5 separate regions of the Homo sapiens genome follow, and regions 1, 2, 3 and 4 are each linked to region 5. Evidence: chromatin contacts called from ENCODE Hi-C or POLR2A ChIA-PET data. All regions are on one chromosome and are shown on one strand. Each heading gives the region's core, a stretch centred on a gene start or an enhancer-like site at or near the end of the contact. The rest is flanking DNA. Distances are from core to core; before and after follow the strand shown. Region 1 holds the start of NUP54 (nucleoporin 54). Region 2 holds the start of BMP2K (BMP2 inducible kinase). Region 3 holds the start of PAQR3 (progestin and adipoQ receptor family member 3). Region 4 holds the start of NAAA (N-acylethanolamine acid amidase). Region 5 holds the start of CCNG2 (cyclin G2).

Region 1 (3,705 bases), core at 620-3,119, 1.0 Mb after region 5:
AATGGTTGTTTGTTTTTTTAAGGTAAGCTAAGTACTTAAGCGTTAGGCTATGTGCTAAATCAGGGGTGTCCAATCTTTTGGCTTCCTTGGGCCACACTGGAAGAAGAAGAATTGTCTTGGGCCACACATAAAATACACTAACAATAGCTGATGAGCTTTAAAAAAAATCGCAAAAAACCTCACAATGTTTCAATAAAGTTTACGAATTTGTGTTGGGCTGCATTCAAAGCCATCCTAAGCCATGAGCCACATGTGGCCTGTGGGCCGCAGCTGGACAAACTGCTGGTAAATCAAAGCTCCTTAACATGCTAAGGAAGGTCTTTCAAGATCTGGTTTCCACCTATCTGTCATTCATTCATTATTTATTTCCCCCTGTTATATGCCAGGCACTTGTGATGGGCATGGAACAAGAGGGACATGGTTCTTGCACTTATGGAATATATACTATTGTAAGGAAAAATTAGATTGATAAATTATCTGTGACAAACAGTGAAAGAAGGCAGGGCAGTGGGTATGAGAGCATACTCAGTTTGTAGGAGTCAGACACGGGTCCACCATTCACCAACTTGCCCAAGCCAGAAAGCAGGAGGTTGTCCTTGAATCCTTACTTCCCACGTCCAAATACTACGAGTCTCATATATGCTATTTCTTAAGTATCTCTCAAATTTATTCTCCTAATTCCACTGCCAGATGTAATCCAAGTCATTATCATCTCCTACCTGTGCAACTACAACAGACTCCTAAAAGCTCTATCTTCCTCAGGCATTCTGGCTCCTTCCAATCCATTCTCCTTATGGCAGCCAGAGGGATCTTCTAAAAACAAAATTCTAGTCATACTAGTCCTCTGCCTAAAACCCCTTAAAGGTTTCCCATTACCCTCAAGAAATAGTCTGAAATCCTTACCATAATTTACAAGGCAATATAATATAATGGTAATTTTTACAAATTGGGACTCTGGAGTGGAGAAACATGAGTCCAAAACCAGACTCCAGAACCTACCTGCAAGGTGACTTTGGGCAAGCTGCTTAACAACTCCAAACCTCAATTCTCTCATCTCACCTGCAAAATACAGTTACAGAATCTTCTCTATTTATTTATTCTGAGGATTAAATTATATTACAAGTACAACAGAGGGGGCCCACTCTTCCCCTCTTTTTCAGTGCTCCCCTTAGAGCTGTGGTTAGGAGTATTTACTCTGTAAACAGCCTGACCCTTTGGTACCTGTTTCCTCTTTTATAAATTGGAGATAGCAGCAACCCACCTCATAAGATAGCTGATTAAATTATGTAAAATGTCTAGAAGAGTGCCTGGCACATAGTAAACGCAACGTGTTTGCTACAATTCCATTCGCTTTCATTTCTTCCAACGTGCATCCTCTTTACTGCTTCTGCTCCGTCTACTCATCCTTCAGCACTGGGTTCAAATACCACCTCCTCGTGGGTGTTGGGGGGGTTCTCAACCCCAGCCCTGCTGCCCGACCTCCCAGGCCCGCTAGTTGATGAGGCAGCAACTTCAACCCTACCACATACAAATTCTAGCTGTCTACCGCGTATCCCTACAGTAACAACTTCAGCCTCTGCACACCTTTCCCAAAGAACCTCCCTACGGCAGTTTTTAAAGGACTCTCAGGCGGCACACCCTCGCGAGCGTCCCAGCATTTTACCTTAACAGTGACACCCCACAGCATGTGAAGCCCACCGGAAGTGAGCTGGCTGGGGGCGTTCCCTCACAACCACCCACCTCCTACGCCCTTGGCGCCTTCCGGCCTCTTAGGCTAGGTCAGAAAGGAGGCGGAACTCGGTGATCTGACTGGCGGTTTCCCGGCCGGACTGAGAAGGGGAGCGCGCTGCGCGTCGCAGGAGTAACCTACTTGGTCTCCTGCTTTCGCGACATGGCCTTCAATTTTGGGGCTCCCTCGGGCACCTCCGGTACCGCTGCAGCCACCGCGGCCCCCGCGGGTGAGTGATCCCCCTAGACCTTCACCCGGGAAGAAGGGGAAGGGTCTGGTCCGCCCCCTCTGTCCGAGACTCTCCGACCTGGGGATCCTGGAATCTCCCGCCGACGCGGAGACTTTAGAGGCATTGGAAAAGGGCGGGCGGCGGCAGAGTGGGCCGAGGCGGCACCCGAGGAGGCCACGGGGGTACTCGGGGTCCCACTAGAAGCTCGCTTGCCGCGCGTGAGTTTCCACAGGGCCCTGGCTTGAGCGGTTCGCTTCCCGCTGCCGGGGAGTCCTACTCAGAGAAATTGGAGGTTGCTTCCCTCTCCCCTTGCCCGAGAACCTCCCTCCCCTCTGCACCTCAGCCTCCTGGATGGGCGGGAACGCTTGCGTGGTTCCCGCTGCCGGACTCGGCGAGGATAGGGCTGGGGATCCACCGGCACTGCCCATTGACTCCCTTAGTTCCACCCCCGGCCCCCTGTGGTCCTCGCTGTGGGGTTTATCCGTCATGCTTCTTCCATCTGCCCCACCCCACCCCCACTCTGCTTTCTTAAACTGTTTGGAGCAAAACCAGGTTTGTTCACTTCTGTGAAACCTCCTGCTGATTCTTCTAATCCTTATCTTGCTTTCTTTTCTTTTTCCCTCTCCCCCTTTTTAAAATTTTGTTTCTTTGCCTACACGCCTATCAGGATTTGGTGGGCTTGAGACTGCCAACTCCACCGCCAGTGGGTTTAATTTTGGGGGTTTCGGATTAACTGCTAATCCTGCAGTGAACTTTAATATTGGGAATTTCGGTGTTTCTACTACCTCGGCGACTCCGTTCAATTTTGGTAACAGTCTGGCAAGTGCAGGTAGATACTGCGGGTTGTATGTGTAACCAGTGTTGGGAGCTGGAGTCCAAGAATATTGTGGTTCCTGGAGTTTGGGAAAGAACAGTTACTTGTCTAATAGGGAAAGGAAATTTATTTCCTTATCTCGAATCAAAAACATCTGTATCAAGTTTTTACTGCCTTAAAAGATGTGGTTTAGGAAAGTTTTGCAAGTTACAGTGTTCCTTTATTAAATGTGCACTTATCTTCCAAATGATAAGCATTTGGATTATAATTTTGAATAGATCTTTAAAATTATTAGGTAGGACTTCCAAAGTATAAACTCACCACCAGTCAAGCCCATCCTGGGATTCTTGGACTCCTGCAGTCATTTTTCATTTTTTCTGCATCTTTCATTGAGATTTCATTTTATTGTCCTTGTGTTTCCAAAGAGAAACAAGTCTTATACGAACAGCAGTAACCTGTTTTGTTTTTTAACTTGTGTTATAATGATAATAATGTATTTCTTTGGTCAACTCAGCAGATTAGGATACTATAAGATGTGTAATTTCTATAAGATTTGTAATTATAGAAAGAATCCCCAGTTCTTTGCTGGAATTTTGGGAAATGCTCAAAGAGAGCAGTTTAGTTTTATGTGATATAGCATCGAATTCTAAAAGGTAAGCTAGACGTCTTTGCATTCAAAAAGATAATTATGAAGATTTTCATATGCACGTGGGTTGTTTGCAGCTCATTAGAAATTTTGCAAAACAATAATGATATATACATTTAAAATAGGTTTATGGGTACTTTACATAGTGACACTGTAGAAAAAAACTTGTTCTTCAGCTGCTCGTATATGAATTTATCGTCCATAGTCTCTTACGTTATGCCTCTTGTGCCCATGCCAATTATATGCATTTGATAAACATTATTTACTCCCTAAAAGTTAATTGGGAA
Region 2 (3,514 bases), core at 984-3,483, 1.6 Mb before region 5:
CTAGGCCTTGGCCTCCCTTCTAGGAAATTAAAGCTGGGGTGTAGGATGGAGAAGTTTCATCTTCTAAAAGGATTTCTTCAGTCCTTGCTTCCTCCTAGCATTTGATTATTGACTTTTCAAGAGAAATGATACATTTATGGCAAAAGTCAGTGGAACACTCTAACAGTGACATTAGCGCTTGAAATAAACTTTTATTCTTCGTTGTGGTTGAACGAACTCTCCTTTTGAAATTCATCTTTATTACTTTCCAAAATTATTTTTTTATTGAAAATGGCTTGCTTAGGGTAGTGATAAGATATGCTTAGGGTAGTGAGTAATACAAGTTACAAATTCAAAATCTAATTTGTGAAATGTCAGTATTTTTTTTCTATTAAATAAAAGACCCATCTGGGATTTAGTGGAATGAGTGAGTGTAACACTACTCAAGCTACATTTCAATTAGTTACTAAAACAATTCAAAGACAGAATATGGCATTTGAGTGAAGAGCCATGTGCTTTTAAAACCTACAACACAATCTAAACCAATAATTGAAATTCATGTGTAATAAAGAGCTAGAAAACTTTATAGTATAGTAAATCTTTTATAAAGACCACTCACCACATATTCATTCTTCTGAAAAACTAAGGATCCTCCTTCTCCCACCTCTCCAAGTTTCGGCTAAGATCATTATTCTGAGCAATGGTTCACGAAACAATGATATGTACACTTGAATAATTCACGATTTCTTTCTCTTTCAAATATTTTATACAAAAATCTTCAGGTTTTTTCCCTTGTGCTAATTTACTGTTGTGTATAGCATTTCAAAAAATACAAGCGGAATCTCAGTCTACTGTTTTCAAACCACATCAACGTCTAACGCTCGGAGAACTGAATCCACTCTTCGATTTTTTTTATCTTAACCATAGAACTTAAAAGGGCCATTTATCAACAAAAAGTATTTCTTTTAAAGTGTTTATTTTGTAGTATCATTTTGCAACTAAAAACTCAAAGGCCAATGAAGCATGCAGCACACAGGGCAAGTATTTTCTACAAGGCAATTATGCCAGAAATACAAAACTAAATTCTAAGTTCTTCTTTTAAAATGGAGTAAACTTTTTTTGTAAGTAGACTTCTACCTGCCGTCATAACCTGTTCCAGATCATGAAGGACCGACCACAAAACCTCGTTAAGTGAAAGTTAACCTGCTTTTATATCACCTTTTAAACTACTATCAAAGAGACATACTGGGAGGGCATGAATAGCACCTTGTCCAACAGAGAAGATTCTAAATAACAAAGATAAATGGGCTCCAAGTTTACCTGCTCCTCAGTGCAACCTACTAACTGAATTTAGAGCAAAGGATCACCTCCAACACGCACACATGCACACAAATACATTGTTTTTCAACAGATGACTGAGCTGCAGCAAAGCCCAGCTTGACACCAGGGGCTGCAGGGTCCTATGCCCTGCAGCGCGGGTGGAGGCTTAGATGAAAAGGCCAACGCATGACACCCGTCTGAGCCACAGCTGGCAGAACGGAGCTTCAACCCTGTTCGATCTGACCCTCTAATGAGTCACTGGCCCAATCGTAACACCAACCCACTTCCTAGCCCGTCTACTACCTATTTTCTCGCGTCAAAAAGCACAGAAAATGATTTAAACTAGGCATGAGAGAACTGTGCACCGGCCGGGGCAGCCAGCGGCAAGAAAAGCCAGCTTAAGAGAGAAAGCCCGAGCCACTCTTTAGGAGCCCCCGCTGGCCCGGCAGCAGAGGAAGAATGGGGTATAAGAGTCAGTCCGGAGGGCGAGGACCCGGAGAAGCCGCCGCCACACCCCAACCCTCCCTCACCTGCCTGTCCGAGCCTCCCCGGGCGCCCGTACCTTCGGCCAGCGACTCTTCCAGGGTGACCTGGTGGCGGCCGACCGCGAACACCCGGACCCCCACGGACGAGCCGCCGGAGCCGCAGCCGGCCCCGGCCCCGGCCCCGCCAGCCCCGCCACCCGCCGCTCCGCCGCCGCTGCCGCCCTCCGACTTGGGCATCCGAGAGAACTTCTTCATGGTCCCGCCGGCGAGCTGGAGGGCGCAGGGAGCGTGCAAGGGCAAGTCCCCGGCCCGGCGCGCAGCCGGGCGTCCGCGAGGGGTCGCCGCCCCTGGCCCGTCCGAGCGTGCTGCGGCCCGCCAAGCCTCACATTCCGCGCTCCCCAAGCGCACAGCCTGGGCCCCGCCGCCCGCTCCGCGGCTCCGCTGCAGCTGCCCGGCTCCCGCAGAGGGCGGTGGGGAGGGCGGGGACGGGGCGGGGCGCGAGGGGGCGGGTCCGAATCCAGGGGCGACGCCGCCGCCTCCGCCAGTGCCCCGGGCGTCCCGCCGCCTCACTAAGCGCCTGGAGCGCGAGCCGGGGTAGAGGAAGAGAGCGAAAGAGGCTGGGCGGCCGGCCCCTCCAGGGAGTGGGCTAGACGTCTCAGGCCACAAACCCGCAGGACCGCAGCCCGTCGCGCCGCCGCCGCCCCGGCCGAACCCGCGCCGCCCGCCACTCGTGGCCGTTGGCGGGGGGGGGGGGGGGGCGCTGCTGCCAACCGCTCACTGAGGCCGGGCGACCCGCGCAGGCGCGCTGCCCGCGCCGCCGGAAGTGACGGTTCCGGCTCTTGTCACGTGGAGGGGGACCAAGGGAGGTGATTGTGGGGGTTGGGGACTAGGGCAAAGTCGGGGGTCCCGGGTCCGGGGTTGCGCCGGGAGGGTACTGGCCAGGCCCGACTTCAAGCAGGGAGGTGGCCCGGGACTGGCTCCCGCGCTGGTCACGCACCGGGGTCCGTCATCTCGACCGGGAGTCGCTGTGCCACTCTAGGGGCTTAAAAATGCCGCCAACAACTTTACCCCTGCTGAGGAACTTCTCGCTTCGTTTCTTAGCCAGTTTTCCAGGCCTTCTCCCTTGAGAGTCTCCTTCCGCTCGCCCACCCTGAGCGTAGGAGGTGGGAGCAGGACGGAACTGGAGTGGATTCCAGTAACTGGACTTCTAAACCGGCTCGGTGTCGTCGCGCTCTGTAGCGGACGCTTGTGCTGGGAAGCGTTTTGCAGTTTATAAATTACTTAGGAGTACTTTAAACATCTCACGCCTGCTGTACCACAGCCATGTGGGGGTATTCAGAACAGGTATTAAGGTCGTTTTGCAGACCATTCATCACTCTTGGCTAAAAGAACTTAACGGAGTCGCCCAAGGTCACACAGCTGGCTCGTGGTAATTGGGGACCATTCTTTGATTCATAATTTTGTGCTTTTGGCCACCCTGAAAAAGTAAGGTCAGATCGTTGAAAAACGGGCAGATTTAAGGCTGTTTGGAAGCAAAAGCGACCACTGCGTTCCCCTCAAATCAAAGAGATTTGCACCCCCTACCAAAAAAAAAAAAAAAAAAAAAAGCCCTGTTGTATCAATTTCATAAACTGCAGGAGTCTCCCGACTGCAGGGTGAAGCAACAAAATAAATATGGGTGTAAAACATTCAGGAGTGGTAGGGAATGGCAAACTGTAGAGCCTGTGTAA
Region 3 (3,574 bases), core at 894-3,393, 1.8 Mb before region 5:
AAAATCAACCAATATTACTAGCATAATAATAATAGGTATTATGAGTGATTATTGTATGTTGTCAGGGTTCAGAACACCACACCCACCCCAAAGTGTGGTGCTTTGACATGCTGAGTACTTTAAAGGAGACTGGGAAGGCCTCAAAACTAAGGTCTCTCTGAACTTCTTTCCGTCCTCCTTTCTTCCTTTTCCTGTTCTTCCCAAGTGGGTCTTACAACCTAGAATTTCTCTCCCTAAAGGAAGCCATAAAACCTAGTAAGGGGCCGGGCGTGGTGGCTCACGCCTGTAATCTCAGCACTTTGGGAGGCTGAGGCAGGCATATTGTTTGAGGTCAGGAGTTCAAGGGCAGCCTGTCCAACATGGTGAAACCCCATCTCTACGAAAAGTACAAAAATTAGCCGGGCATGGTGGTGGGTGCCTGTAGTCCCAGCTACTCGGGAGGATGAGGCAGGAGAATTGCTTGTACCCGGGAGGTGGAGATTGCGTGACCCGAGATTGTGCCACTGCACTCCAGCCTGGGCTTCAGAGTGAGACTCTGTCTTCCCCCAACAACAACAACAACAAAAAATCTAGTAAGGTTACTTTCTGACTGTCCCTGCCTTTCCGTGGTCACAAAGGAGTTCTGACTTACCTCACCTGAAACTAGGTCATAAAACCCTCATTCTAGAGAGTTCCTGCCCCATACTCTGAGGCCAAGAATTTGAATGAACTGGCCTTGCTAGCTAGGATCCCCCCTCAGTTTATTATCATTAGATGATGCCCCCTTTCAATCATGTTTCTCCACAACTATCCACTCCTTTCATCAGACTTAGCATAAAAAGCCCATTTTTTCCTGGGTCTTTGTGTCTTCATTTCTGAAGACTCCTCTGTCACATAAAACTGTGTTAAATGAATTTATTATCCCTTTTCTTGTTAATTTTTATTATTTATTTTTTGAGACAAAGTCTCGCTTTGTCACCCAGACTGGAGTGCAGTGGCACAAACATGGCTCACTGCAGCCTCGACCTCCCAGGCTCAAGCAACCCTCTCACTTCAGCCCAGAATAGTTTGGGACTACAGGCGCCCATCACCACACCCGACTAATTTTTGTTTTTTGTTTGTTTGGTTGGTTTTTTTTGTAGCGACAGCGTCTCACTATGTTACCCAGGCTGGTCTCCAACTCCTGGGCATAAGCAATCCGCCTGCCTCGGCCTTCCAAAATGTTGGGATTACAGGCATGAGCCACCTGCGCCTGGCTTCTCTTAATTTTTTTCATAGGAATGTCAGCTGTGAACCTTGTGATAAGTGAGGACAAGATATTTTTCTTGCCCTTACAATGCCAAACAATGGACTAAGCGTTCTATTATACACATACGGTACTCAAACTGATGTTTTGCCCTGTTGCCATTATAAGTAAACACTTGCATTACAGTAAATAGCCAGAAACAAAGCTGCAACACTTCCTGTAAACGCTACTATAGCCGCACTCCACAGGATTTTTTAATATGTTCTATATTATTCAGTTAAGTAGATATTCTCATTTCCATTGTGATTTCTTCATCAGCCCTTGAAATATTTGGTGTATTGCTCCTATTCCAGACGTGGAGACTTTTAGTTTTCTTGTTACTCTAGTTTAATTCTACTGTGATCAGAGAACATAACGCTGAAAGGGGTCGGAGTTTTGAATGCACGGGGGCTTTCCTTTATGGCTCAGGATGTGCTCGATGCTGGTGTATGTTCCACGTGCATCAGGTTTCCTCTCTTTCCAATTATCGTGCTAAGAGCTGACTTCAGCTTAGAAATCCTCAAAGTCCCTTCTGACACTAAGTGTGTGTAATTCCAAGCATAAACTAAACGGTAATTACCTCGAACTTTTCTTCCTGTTAACTCTTTTCCTCTTGATTTTTCAAAATGCAGCAACTATTACTTCTAATAAAAAAACAGAAAAAGAAAAAAAATCCACTTGTATTCGCCTGTAGCTCTGTGCTTTCGGCTCTTCTCATATGCAAACGAAGACCCCAGGCGCCGCCAAAACACAGCGTGAGAGACGCCCGGGAGCCCGGGCCGCCGCCAGCGCACGCTCGAGCACACCCGGGCGCGCCCCAGCACCCTGCCCCTCCCAGCTAGGGCTGAGGGGCGGGGCCGCCGCGGCGCGCTGACGTCAGAGGAGGCTGCGACGCTGCCGGGTCCGCCGCGGCGCTGGCGGCAGTGGCCGGTGTGAGCGCAGAGCCGGGCCCTGGGCAGCAGCGGCAGCGCGGTAGGACCTCGCGCAGCGTCCGCGGGCTCCGGGGCGGGGGCGCCAGCGGCGAAGCCCCCTCCCCGGGGAGGCGGGACCTGGGGGAGCTCCCGAGCCGGGGAGCGGCGGCGGCCGGGAACGATGCATCAGAAGCTGCTGAAGAGCGCGCATTACATCGAGCTGGGCAGCTACCAGTACTGGCCGGTCCTGGTGCCCCGTGGCATCCGCCTGTACACCTACGAGCAGATCCCCGGGTCCCTCAAGGACAACCCGTACATCACCGACGGCTACCGGGCCTACCTGCCGTCCAGGCTGTGTATCAAAAGGTACGGTCTGGCTGCCTCCGCCTGGAGTGCCCCCTTCTCTCACCTACACCCTTTTTGTCTGGTCCCCCTTCTGCTTTCCCCGCCTTTCTGCTTGCCCATCATTTCCTCGCCGCCCCATCCTTTTCATCCCTTTTTGCCGCCTCTCCTCCCCCGTTATCTCCCCTTACCTGGCCGGGGTACTTGGTCCACGGAATAATCATGATAGTAACAGTGATCATAATTACAGCTCTCCTATGACGCTTTGCTCTTTACAAAGGGCTTTTACATCCTTTATTCGGTTTGTTCGGCTCATTGAGATATATATTGAAATGGGGCTGAGCCATATTTGCCCGGTGTATACCTTTCTTTTTAGAGCAACACTGTGGGAATTCAGTAGCTTTGGGCCAGATAAGTGCCTGTATAATAGGAAACAAGTTAACATATACACCCGAGATTTATTCATTTGGCAAATACTTATGGAGCCCATGCAGAAAAAAAAGCAAACATGGCCCTTGTTTTCATGAAGCTACTAAGGTGTAGCCTGGGTAACAGACATTAAATAGATAATTACACAATTACATAATAACCATTGTGGAAAAAATGCTGTGTAGGAAAAGTACTGTGGTAAAGAGAGCTCATAACGGGCACCCAGTCTCCACTAGAGCACCACAGAAGCATCTCTAAGAAAGAAATTTCTTTATCATTTTAAACCTTTAAAACCACAGTCCCTTGAAAATCCGTGTTTTAAAAAAACAAAACTGAAAAATAACTATTCTAGTTCTTGGAGTAACTGTCCAAACTTACTACCTGTACTAAAATACAGGACCTCTGCTTCAGGAGAATTAAGATACAGGTGTTGGTTAGCTCCAGGTCGCTGTAGTGGCAAACCCTAGTGCCAGAATGTGGGCTGTTGAATTGCTCAAGCGGCAACCACATGTCTGATTCTTGATTTTTCCAGCATTGTCTTTTCCTGCCCTTCTTTCCTTTTGTCCTGCCATGAAAGTGTTTCTGTGACTCATGGTCACAAGGTGACATCACTGCCCATCCCTACTTG
Region 4 (3,734 bases), core at 261-2,760, 1.2 Mb after region 5:
GCCAACGTGCTGGGATGACAGGCGTGAACCACCATGTCTGGCAAGAAATTTTGTAATTCCTTTAAGTGTTATCCTTAAAAACAAGTGATTGATTATAAAAGTTGTATTTCTTCATCCTAAAATTGGTAAAAAATAAAAAAAAAATGTGTTTAGTTTCTACTATGCATTTAGTTTTTTTTTTTTTTTTTTTTTTTTTTTTTTTTTTTTTTTTTTTTTTTGAGACAAAGTTTTGCTCTTGTCACTCAGGCTAGAGTGCATTGGCACAATCTCGGCTCACTGCAACCTCTGCCTCCCAGGTTCAAGAGGTTCTCCTGTTCAGCCTCCCAAGTAGCTGGGATTACACCACCACGCCCGGCTAATTTTTGTATTTTTAGTAGAGACAGGGTTTCACCATGTTGGCCAGGCTGGTCTCAAACTTCTGACCTCAGGTGATCCACCCGCCTCAGCCCCCCAAACTGCTGGGATTACAAGCCTAAGCCACCATGCCCGGCCCTTTCATTTAGTTTCTACTATTCATGTACACATGTACCCTGTTTTACCCACAGACAACTGTGCTAACCGTTAAGAATGTCCCAGCCTTACTAAGATTTTCCTAAGTTTGTCTCCCAGACATTGGGAACTCAAAGGTGAAGAAACTTAGGTGTGAAGGTGGATTGTGGATTCAGACCTCCTTACTTGGAGGCCAGTGCAGAGACACACCAGCAGAGTAACCTCGGGTACATGGCTTCACCTCTCCAAGCCTCACACTCCTCATCAGTAAAGCGAGGATTAGTGGAACCTACCTGTTGGCTTGTTTTGATGATTAAATGAGATAATGTCCGCGAAAAATATTTAGCAGATAAATGTTCACTAAATTTTGAGCTTTAAAAAAATGTTTTACCAGCCAGGCGCGGTGGCTCACGCCTGTAATCCCAGCACTTTGGGAGGCTGAGGCCGGTGGATCACCTTAGGTCAGGAATTCGAGACTAGTCTGGCCAACATGGTGAAACCCTGTCCCTACCAAAAATACAAAAATTAGCCAGGTATGGTGGTGGACGCCTGTAATCCCAGCTACTTGAGAGGCTGAGGCAGGAGAATCGCTTGAACCCAGGAGGCGGAGTTGGCAGTGAGCGGATATCTCGCCGCCGCACTCCAGCCTGGGCAATAGAGTGAGACTACATCTCAAACAAACAAACAAACAAGCAAACAAAGTTTAACTGAAAAGTCTTTCCTGACACCTTTTCGCTACTGAAAATCTTACAGCCCCTCCCGGCCGCAGCCTACACTCCTTCGGCCCAAGCAGGTGCGCTGGAACCGGCAGTTGGTGAGAAGCCGGCTGCCGGCAGCCCCAACCCTTAGCGGCCCCGCGGTCAGGGACCTCCAGGCCCGATGGAGAGTCGGGGCGGGCTAGTGGATGCGCGGCGGGGACGGGAGGTGTCGCCGCTCCGGCTTGCCGGTGACAGGGGCGGGCGGGTCGTGCGCGGGCCCCACCTCCAGCGATCGCAGCCCAGCCCCAGCTCCTCCTCCTCCACGGCTTACCCGGGCTCCGACAGCGGCTGCAGGTCTCCAAGTTGCGGCCGCTGGAGCCCGAGCCATGCGGACCGCGGACCGGGAGGCGCGCCCGGGGCTTCCGTCCCTGCTGCTGCTGCTGCTGGCCGGGGCCGGGCTGTCAGCCGCCTCGCCCCCAGCAGCGCCGCGCTTCAACGTGAGCCTGGACTCGGTCCCCGAGCTGCGCTGGCTGCCCGTGCTGCGGCACTACGACTTGGACTTGGTGCGCGCCGCGATGGCGCAAGTCATCGGGTGAGCTGGGGCCCTGGACGGGGTCTGCGGGGACACCGGCCCTGCGGGTCGGAGTCAAACGCGCGCTGCTCAGAGTGCTTTAAACGGGGACGCTTTACTCCCCGCCACCCTTGGAGAACTGGTTTTGGCTGCCGCCCTGAGCAGCGTCCGGGTTGGGGAGAATCCAGCGCGGCAGGTTCGGCTTTCAAGTTCGGTGTCACCCGTGGCACGCCAGTCCTTGAGCCATTCCGGGTCAGCGTGGCGCGCGAGTTGTCGCCCGGGCTGCATAGCTACCAAGGAGGGGCAACCCGCGCCTTCCTTGCGGGCCTCGCGGGCCTTCCAAGCTTGCCCCTTTGGGACCAGCCTCACTCGCCCTCCCCATTCGGAGTTTTCTTACCCGCCGCCTTCCCCCCGCCCCCTTCCCCCCACTCCCGGGAGGCTGCAGATTGAGTGACGCCGCGCCTGGGCGGTCCACTGACTGGGGAGCAGTGGCCCTGAGACCTCACGCCCTAAGGATGTAGCCCCGCTCGCAGTGCACACGCAGTCGCACGCCGCCGACCTCTGAGCGGGTCAGACGCCCTTGTGCTTTTTGTTTCTAGGGACAGAGTCCCCAAGTGGGTGCACGTGTTAATCGGAAAAGTGGTCCTGGAGCTGGAGCGCTTCCTGCCCCAGCCCTTCACCGGCGAGATCCGCGGCATGTGTGACTTCATGAACCTCAGCCTGGCGGACTGCCTTCTGGTCAACCTGGCCTACGAGTCCTCCGTGTGAGTGCCCCAAGCCCGCGCGGAGTAACGCGGGGCTTGCGGGGGCCCCCGACACAGACTAGCGGGAGGAGACATATTTTCCGTGTGATAAAAACAGGGCGGTGCCTGCTTGCCTAGAAACCTCCAGCGCTTCCTCTTTGCCTCTCTGGGTAAATCTGAGCTGCACATCGTAGGCTTCGAGAGGGAAAGCAGATTCTCCGATTCAACACTAAACTTTCCCTCTACGTGTAGCCCCGGGTTTTCTCTTCCCCAATCCAGGTAGCGTACTTTTAAAATTCTGCTCAAAGGCCGGGCGCGTTGGCTCACACCTGTAATCCCAGCACTTTGGGAGGCCAAGGTGGGCAGATCACGAGGTTAGGAGTTCGAGATCAGCCTGGCCAACATAGTGAAACCCCGTCTCTACGAAAAACACAAAAAATTAGCCAGGCGTGGTGGTGGGCGCCTGTAATCCCAGCTACTTAGGAGGTTGAGGCAGGAGAATCACTTGAACCCGGGAGGCGGAGGTTGCAGCGAGCCGCGATCGCGCCACTGCACACCAGCCCTGGCGACAGTGCGAGACTCTGTCTCAAAAAAAAAAAAAAAAAAATTCTGCTCAAAACGTACTTTTCCAGGAAGTTTTTGAAACTAAGCCTCCTCTCATCTGGACCCTTTAGTTAACTCAGTGGCCTTCCAGCTCTATACTGGCAGTGGCTCATCTCTGCCCTTATTTGTCGCCCTGCATTTATCCTTTCATGTGTGTCGTGGCTGAAGTGTCTGTGTCCACCAGGGCTGGGGCGACAGGGAACACTGCTCTAATAGGGCCAGCCAGTGTTTGGACCGGGAAGTGGGCATGATAAAATGTGCATCCAGGCTGGGCGCGGTGGCTCACGCCTGTAATCCCAGCACTTTGGGAGGCCGAGGCGGGTGAATCACCTGAGGTCAGGAGTTCAAGACCAGCCTGGCCAACATGGTGAAACCCCGTCTCTACTAATAATACAAAAAAATTACCAGGGCCTGGTGGCGGGCACCTGTGAATCCCAGCTACTTGGGAGGCCGAGGCAGGAGAATCACTTGAACCCAGGAGGCAGAGGTTGCAGTGAGCCAAGATGGCACCATTGCACTCTGCAGCCTGGGCGACAAAGCGAGATTCCATATCAAAGAAAAAAAGTGCACCCAGAAGTGAAAGCAACATGGAGTGTGTGGTTGATCCCAGGCAAAGTGCAGGGGACCACT
Region 5 (3,914 bases), core at 346-2,845:
TCTTGGTACTCCAGAAAGAACAACTTTTAAGAAATTTTGCAGGCTTTAGTCATGATTCAACGGGGGCGGGGGGGTTACCTCCTCCAAGCCCCATCAGCTGCTTGAGCAAGTTATCTTTTCTGCCAACTTACCTCCGGGGTAGCCTCAATCAAACTCAGCCCTTTTTCTCGAGGTTGGAATCTCTCTTCTTGTTCCAGGTAGACGTTCAACAACCCGAGAAGTTGGACCCCTTCATGACCTGCCAAGTGCTCTGCCCCCAAATCCTTCATCTGCAGTAAAGACACCACACAGAGAATGTAATCTGGGGGTAAGAGGGGTGGGGAAGCGGGAGAAAGGGCTGAGGCCAGTACCTCCAGCAAGGGTCGCCCCAGCACACCCCGACAAGGAGCGGGTGAAGGGACCAGTCACGTCCGCCAGAGCCCCAGGGCAATCCCCACCACGGCCAGGGAGGTGTGGCAGGGGGAGGAGCCGTGGTCAGGTCCGCCGGCCAGCGCTGGGTAAGACCGGCCAGCCCTGGCCTCTTGGCGTTTCACAAACAGGAAACTGTCCGCGGGCGCCGGCGTCCCCTCGGTCTGCCCCACCTGAAGTCGCGCCAGGGAGGGCCTTCTGCCCAGGGGACTGCAGTGTGGCGAGCGACTGCAGCGGGTCCCGGGGATGGGGTGTTGCACAATAGGGGGGAGGGGAGGGAGAGTCTCGCGACTGAACAAAGAAGCGGAGGGAGGAGACTCCCGAGCCCCGCCCGCCCGGGGCGCCCAGCTGCAGAAGCCCCTCTCGGAGAGTCCCGCCCCCAGCTTTTCCCGTCCGCTGCTGCAGCGCCGATTCCGGACTTACCCGAGAGGCGGATACCCCCGTCCCAGGAGCCCTGGGGTGGCGCGGCACACCCGGCTACGGTCCGGGGAGAGAAGTCCAGTCCAGCCCGCCCGCCCCGCGCCCGTAGGGACAACACCCGTCCACCCACTGATGCCGGGGCCCCACAACTCTGCAGAGCCCCGGGGCTGTCAATTCGAGAAGCACCACGCCAGCAAGTCCCCGTGACAACACGAGCGGGGGCGGGGGGCACCGAGGCGGAGACTGCCCTTAACCTAGTCGCAACCTCCTTCCACCCCACGAGCATCTATCTGTCCATCGCGGGCGCCAGCTCCCCCCGGGGCTGGGGCTGAGGGCAGCACCCTGGTCGCTCCAGCGGATGAGGAGCAGGCAGCACCGAGGCACTCGCATGGTACCAACCTCCTCAAAGCCCACAGTCCCCACCACGAACAAAGAAACCCACGGCGGCCCTGGGCGGGTCCACTCACCGTGCCGGAGACGCGCCTCCACCCGCCCGCGGCCTCGCGGTCCGCACGGACTGGGCGCAGCGGGGGCTTCCAAACCTGTCTCGCAGGTCGGGGACCCACCGCCTCAGCGGTGCCCCCGGTCCGGCATCCGACCCTTCCTCCCAGGCACCGCCGCCTCGGCCTCACAGCCCCGGCTCCATCCCGCTCCCCGCGCGCCCACCCTCCGCCGCGGCGCAACGCCGGCCGCGGAAGACCAGCCCACCGCCGCACCCCCGCCGCCTCAGCGGAAACCTCCCCGAGCCCCTTGTTTTTGTTAAGAGTTTCGACGCCCCCAAGGGGGCGGGGCACGTGACTCCCCGCGGAGGGATCCTGCACTTCCTCCACGGACTTTAAAAAAGAGTCCCGCCCCTAAGCTGCCGTCTCGAGCCTCTCTCGCGGCCTCCCTAGCTCTCCTTGGCTTTGCCGAGCCAGTCCTCCCGCCTGGCGCTAGGGCGGAGAGCGGAATCTGGGCGTCGGGCTTATTCCGCGATTGATCTGCGTTGGGGAACGGGGGAAGACAGAGGGGCGGAAGGAGATCGTTTCTGGTCTCATTACGCCTTTTAAAGGTCCCCGATTTGTTTTGTTTTCGCTGTTTTGAAAAGTCCGCCCAAAGTAGCCGGCTCTCTGATTGGATGCGGGTGGGGCGATGGGCATGCTGAGGACCTGATTCACCCTCGAATCTGGATTGGCTAACTTATCAGTCTTGGAGCCCTCTGATTGGCTTTCTCCGTAGCCTGAGCCTCTCTCTGCCTTGGGGCCTTAGCAACTCCAGGGTCTGGATTGCGCATGCCTGGGTGTGCAGCGGAGAAGGTATTCAGTTACCTGCCCTGCGGGGCTGTGCCTTCTCGCCTGGCTGCCTCCGCCTTTCTTGGGGGAATGTCACGCTCGCGGCGCTTCTCCTAACAGCTAACCTTTGTGACAGCCTTTTCAGCCACGGGAGAGTTTTCTACATTCCTTCTTTATTTTGTCTTGGCGTTCCATTTTGCAATAACCCACCAAATTATTATAACATTGTCGGGGCGTTTACTAAAATATTCAATAAATGCTACAAGTTTGGGTATTTGCTTTAAAATTTTACAGTCCAAGAGAAAAAAAAATGGAGAAGAGAGGTGAAATAAGATAGGCAAAAAGTTGAGGGTCGAAGCTGGGTGATGGGTACTCGAGGCTGCATTACAGTATTCTTTCTAGTTCTGTGTCTTGGAATTTTTCCATAATTTAAAAAAATTCAGGAGGGACTGAAGGAGGGGCTTTTCAATAAAAACTTAGCACGCTGATGAGGGTACGTAAACATCTAATAATTACGGCGTACCTCCAGAGGTTGTAGTGCTGTTGTTTTAATGAAGACTCCCAGAGCTTCTTGGTCCTTGGTAACCCATAAATTATCATTTATTGTTCATTATAATTAGCGTTGTTATTATAGGCGACACGTCTCCCAGGACGGGACAAAAAGCAAACAAACCAGGTGCCTTAGGCCAGAGACACTTTCACACGGAATATCAATGGGGCATGTGGTTGACTGCCCTGGAACATTTATTTGTTTACTCTCTCCCTCCTAAATTAGAAAATACCATATTCGTGAGTTCTAATCTACATAATCAGATAGTCCCTGGGAAGAGATTTCTCCTTTCTGTTCTTCTATGTGTTTTCTGTGAATTATTTTGTTACTTGTGAAATATGGGAAGGCACACAACATAGCTTTGGCAGCGCTCTTCTTTGCGGAGCAGCTAAGGAATTTTAAAACTAGGTCCCTTTGCATATTAGCTCGGACTAAACACAGGCATCTGTTTGGAGCACAGAGCAACTGGGGGAAGGCAGCCCAAAAAGCTAACACTTATTTCAGAGAGGTGTGAGCTTGGTGAGGGTTTTGGAAAATAAGATAAAATTAGCACACCAGTTTTAAATGATTTACAGGCTACATAATTTTATCCAATGCTTGTTTTATCTTTTAAACATTAAGTGATAACTTTTATTTGACATAATCATCTTGCTGGAAATCTATGCTGATAAACATAATAGGAGCATGAAACTAACTTAGAGACTAGAGCTAAGATTAAAATTACAGAGATGACAGCTCATTGTACAGAGCATCAATAGGCTGAGTGGACAGGGCCCACAGACAGAAAGCAGCTCGACCAACTATCCACCATCAGAGAAATGAAGAGTTTGTGATCAAAGCATGAAGGAGACTGGGGATGTTTTTTTCAAGTAAGAAGGCAAAGGTAAAAAAGGAACATACGTTATTTTATAAGTGATGTGAAAGAGGAAATGCAAATTTATGTGGTAGAAGACTTTAAAAATAACAGACTATATAAAACAAAAAGGAAAAGATTTAGAAATTGTCCTTTGCTTAGGCTACATAATTTTATCCAATGCTTATCTGATCTTTTAAACATAAATAAGTGATAACTTTTATTTGACATAATCATCTTGCTGCTTAGCACTAAATGATATGAAGCTATACTAAATGTGTACTCTATATTTCATAACTGGTATTTTATGTGTCCTTTTACAGACAGCCTCTTGAATGATGTGAACAGTGATGGCTTTCTCTGAGAGTAAGACAAGAAAGCTTTGTAAATGGCGTTGAATTTCCTGCTCTTG

The links. A loop is a pair of places that touch in the nucleus more often than their neighbours do. ChIA-PET counts read pairs that join two places held with the same protein, here RNA polymerase II (POLR2A). Pooled maps may share reads with other maps.
Region 1: a loop to region 5 is called in a map of B cell, with 7 times the contacts of the local background. The contact joins the promoter of NUP54 here to the promoter of CCNG2 in region 5. A Hi-C loop is called at or near these places in 8 of 168 maps with a recorded cell type or tissue (B cell, CD4-positive, alpha-beta T cell, CD8-positive, alpha-beta T cell and 3 more), 11 of 37 single-sample maps with no recorded cell type and 18 of 50 pooled maps. POLR2A ChIA-PET finds 5 or more read pairs at or near these places in 1 of 52 experiments (CD4-positive, alpha-beta T cell).
Region 2: a loop to region 5 is called in a map of CD8-positive, alpha-beta T cell, with 21 times the contacts of the local background. The contact joins the promoter of BMP2K here to the promoter of CCNG2 in region 5. A Hi-C loop is called at or near these places in 6 of 168 maps with a recorded cell type or tissue (CD4-positive, alpha-beta memory T cell, CD8-positive, alpha-beta T cell, gastrocnemius medialis and 1 more), 6 of 37 single-sample maps with no recorded cell type and 14 of 50 pooled maps.
Region 3: a map of B cell shows a loop between it and region 5 (12-fold over the local background). The contact joins the promoter of PAQR3 here to the promoter of CCNG2 in region 5. A Hi-C loop is called at or near these places in 3 of 168 maps with a recorded cell type or tissue (B cell, CD8-positive, alpha-beta T cell and naive thymus-derived CD4-positive, alpha-beta T cell) and 7 of 50 pooled maps.
Region 4: a map of CD4-positive, alpha-beta T cell shows a loop between it and region 5 (6-fold over the local background). The contact joins the promoter of NAAA here to the promoter of CCNG2 in region 5. A Hi-C loop is called at or near these places in 3 of 168 maps with a recorded cell type or tissue (CD4-positive, alpha-beta T cell, CD4-positive, alpha-beta memory T cell and naive thymus-derived CD4-positive, alpha-beta T cell), 4 of 37 single-sample maps with no recorded cell type and 9 of 50 pooled maps.

Annotation. Positions count from the first base shown.
Region 1 is chr4:76,146,561-76,150,265 of GRCh38, reverse strand. It overlaps NUP54 (nucleoporin 54), which reads left to right and starts at 1,869. Exons shown (of 12, transcript NM_017426.4): 1 at 1,869-1,958. The coding sequence starts at 1,892. It overlaps LOC124900718 (a long non-coding RNA gene), which reads right to left and starts at 1,717. Exons shown (of 2, transcript XR_007058144.1): 1 at 1,664-1,717; 2 at 1-1,059. RefSeq lists an enhancer at 1,760-1,919.
Region 2 is chr4:78,775,069-78,778,582 of GRCh38, reverse strand. It overlaps BMP2K (BMP2 inducible kinase), which reads right to left and starts at 2,233. Exons shown (of 16, transcript NM_198892.2): 1 at 1,862-2,233. The coding sequence starts at 2,039. It overlaps BMP2K-DT (BMP2K divergent transcript), which reads left to right and starts at 2,613. Exons shown (of 1, transcript NR_186689.1): 1 at 2,613-3,514. RefSeq lists silencers at 1,329-1,529, 1,891-2,560, 2,651-2,900 and enhancers at 1,104-1,734, 2,367-2,997.
Region 3 is chr4:78,938,007-78,941,580 of GRCh38, reverse strand. It overlaps PAQR3 (progestin and adipoQ receptor family member 3), which reads left to right and starts at 2,143. Exons shown (of 6, transcript NM_001040202.2): 1 at 2,143-2,541. The coding sequence starts at 2,357. RefSeq lists silencers at 1,964-2,453, 2,544-2,613.
Region 4 is chr4:75,938,789-75,942,522 of GRCh38, reverse strand. It overlaps NAAA (N-acylethanolamine acid amidase), which reads left to right and starts at 1,510. Exons shown (of 11, transcript NM_014435.4): 1 at 1,510-1,779; 2 at 2,358-2,522. The coding sequence starts at 1,574. RefSeq lists silencers at 1,288-1,757, 2,158-2,227.
Region 5 is chr4:77,154,888-77,158,801 of GRCh38, reverse strand. It overlaps CCNG2 (cyclin G2), which reads right to left and starts at 1,595. Exons shown (of 8, transcript NM_004354.3): 1 at 1,296-1,595; 2 at 132-269. The coding sequence starts at 269. LOC101928864 (a long non-coding RNA gene) reads left to right here and starts at 738. Exons shown (of 2, transcript XR_244659.5): 1 at 738-3,532; 2 at 3,826-3,914. RefSeq lists silencers at 1,287-1,396, 1,427-1,496, 1,917-2,036.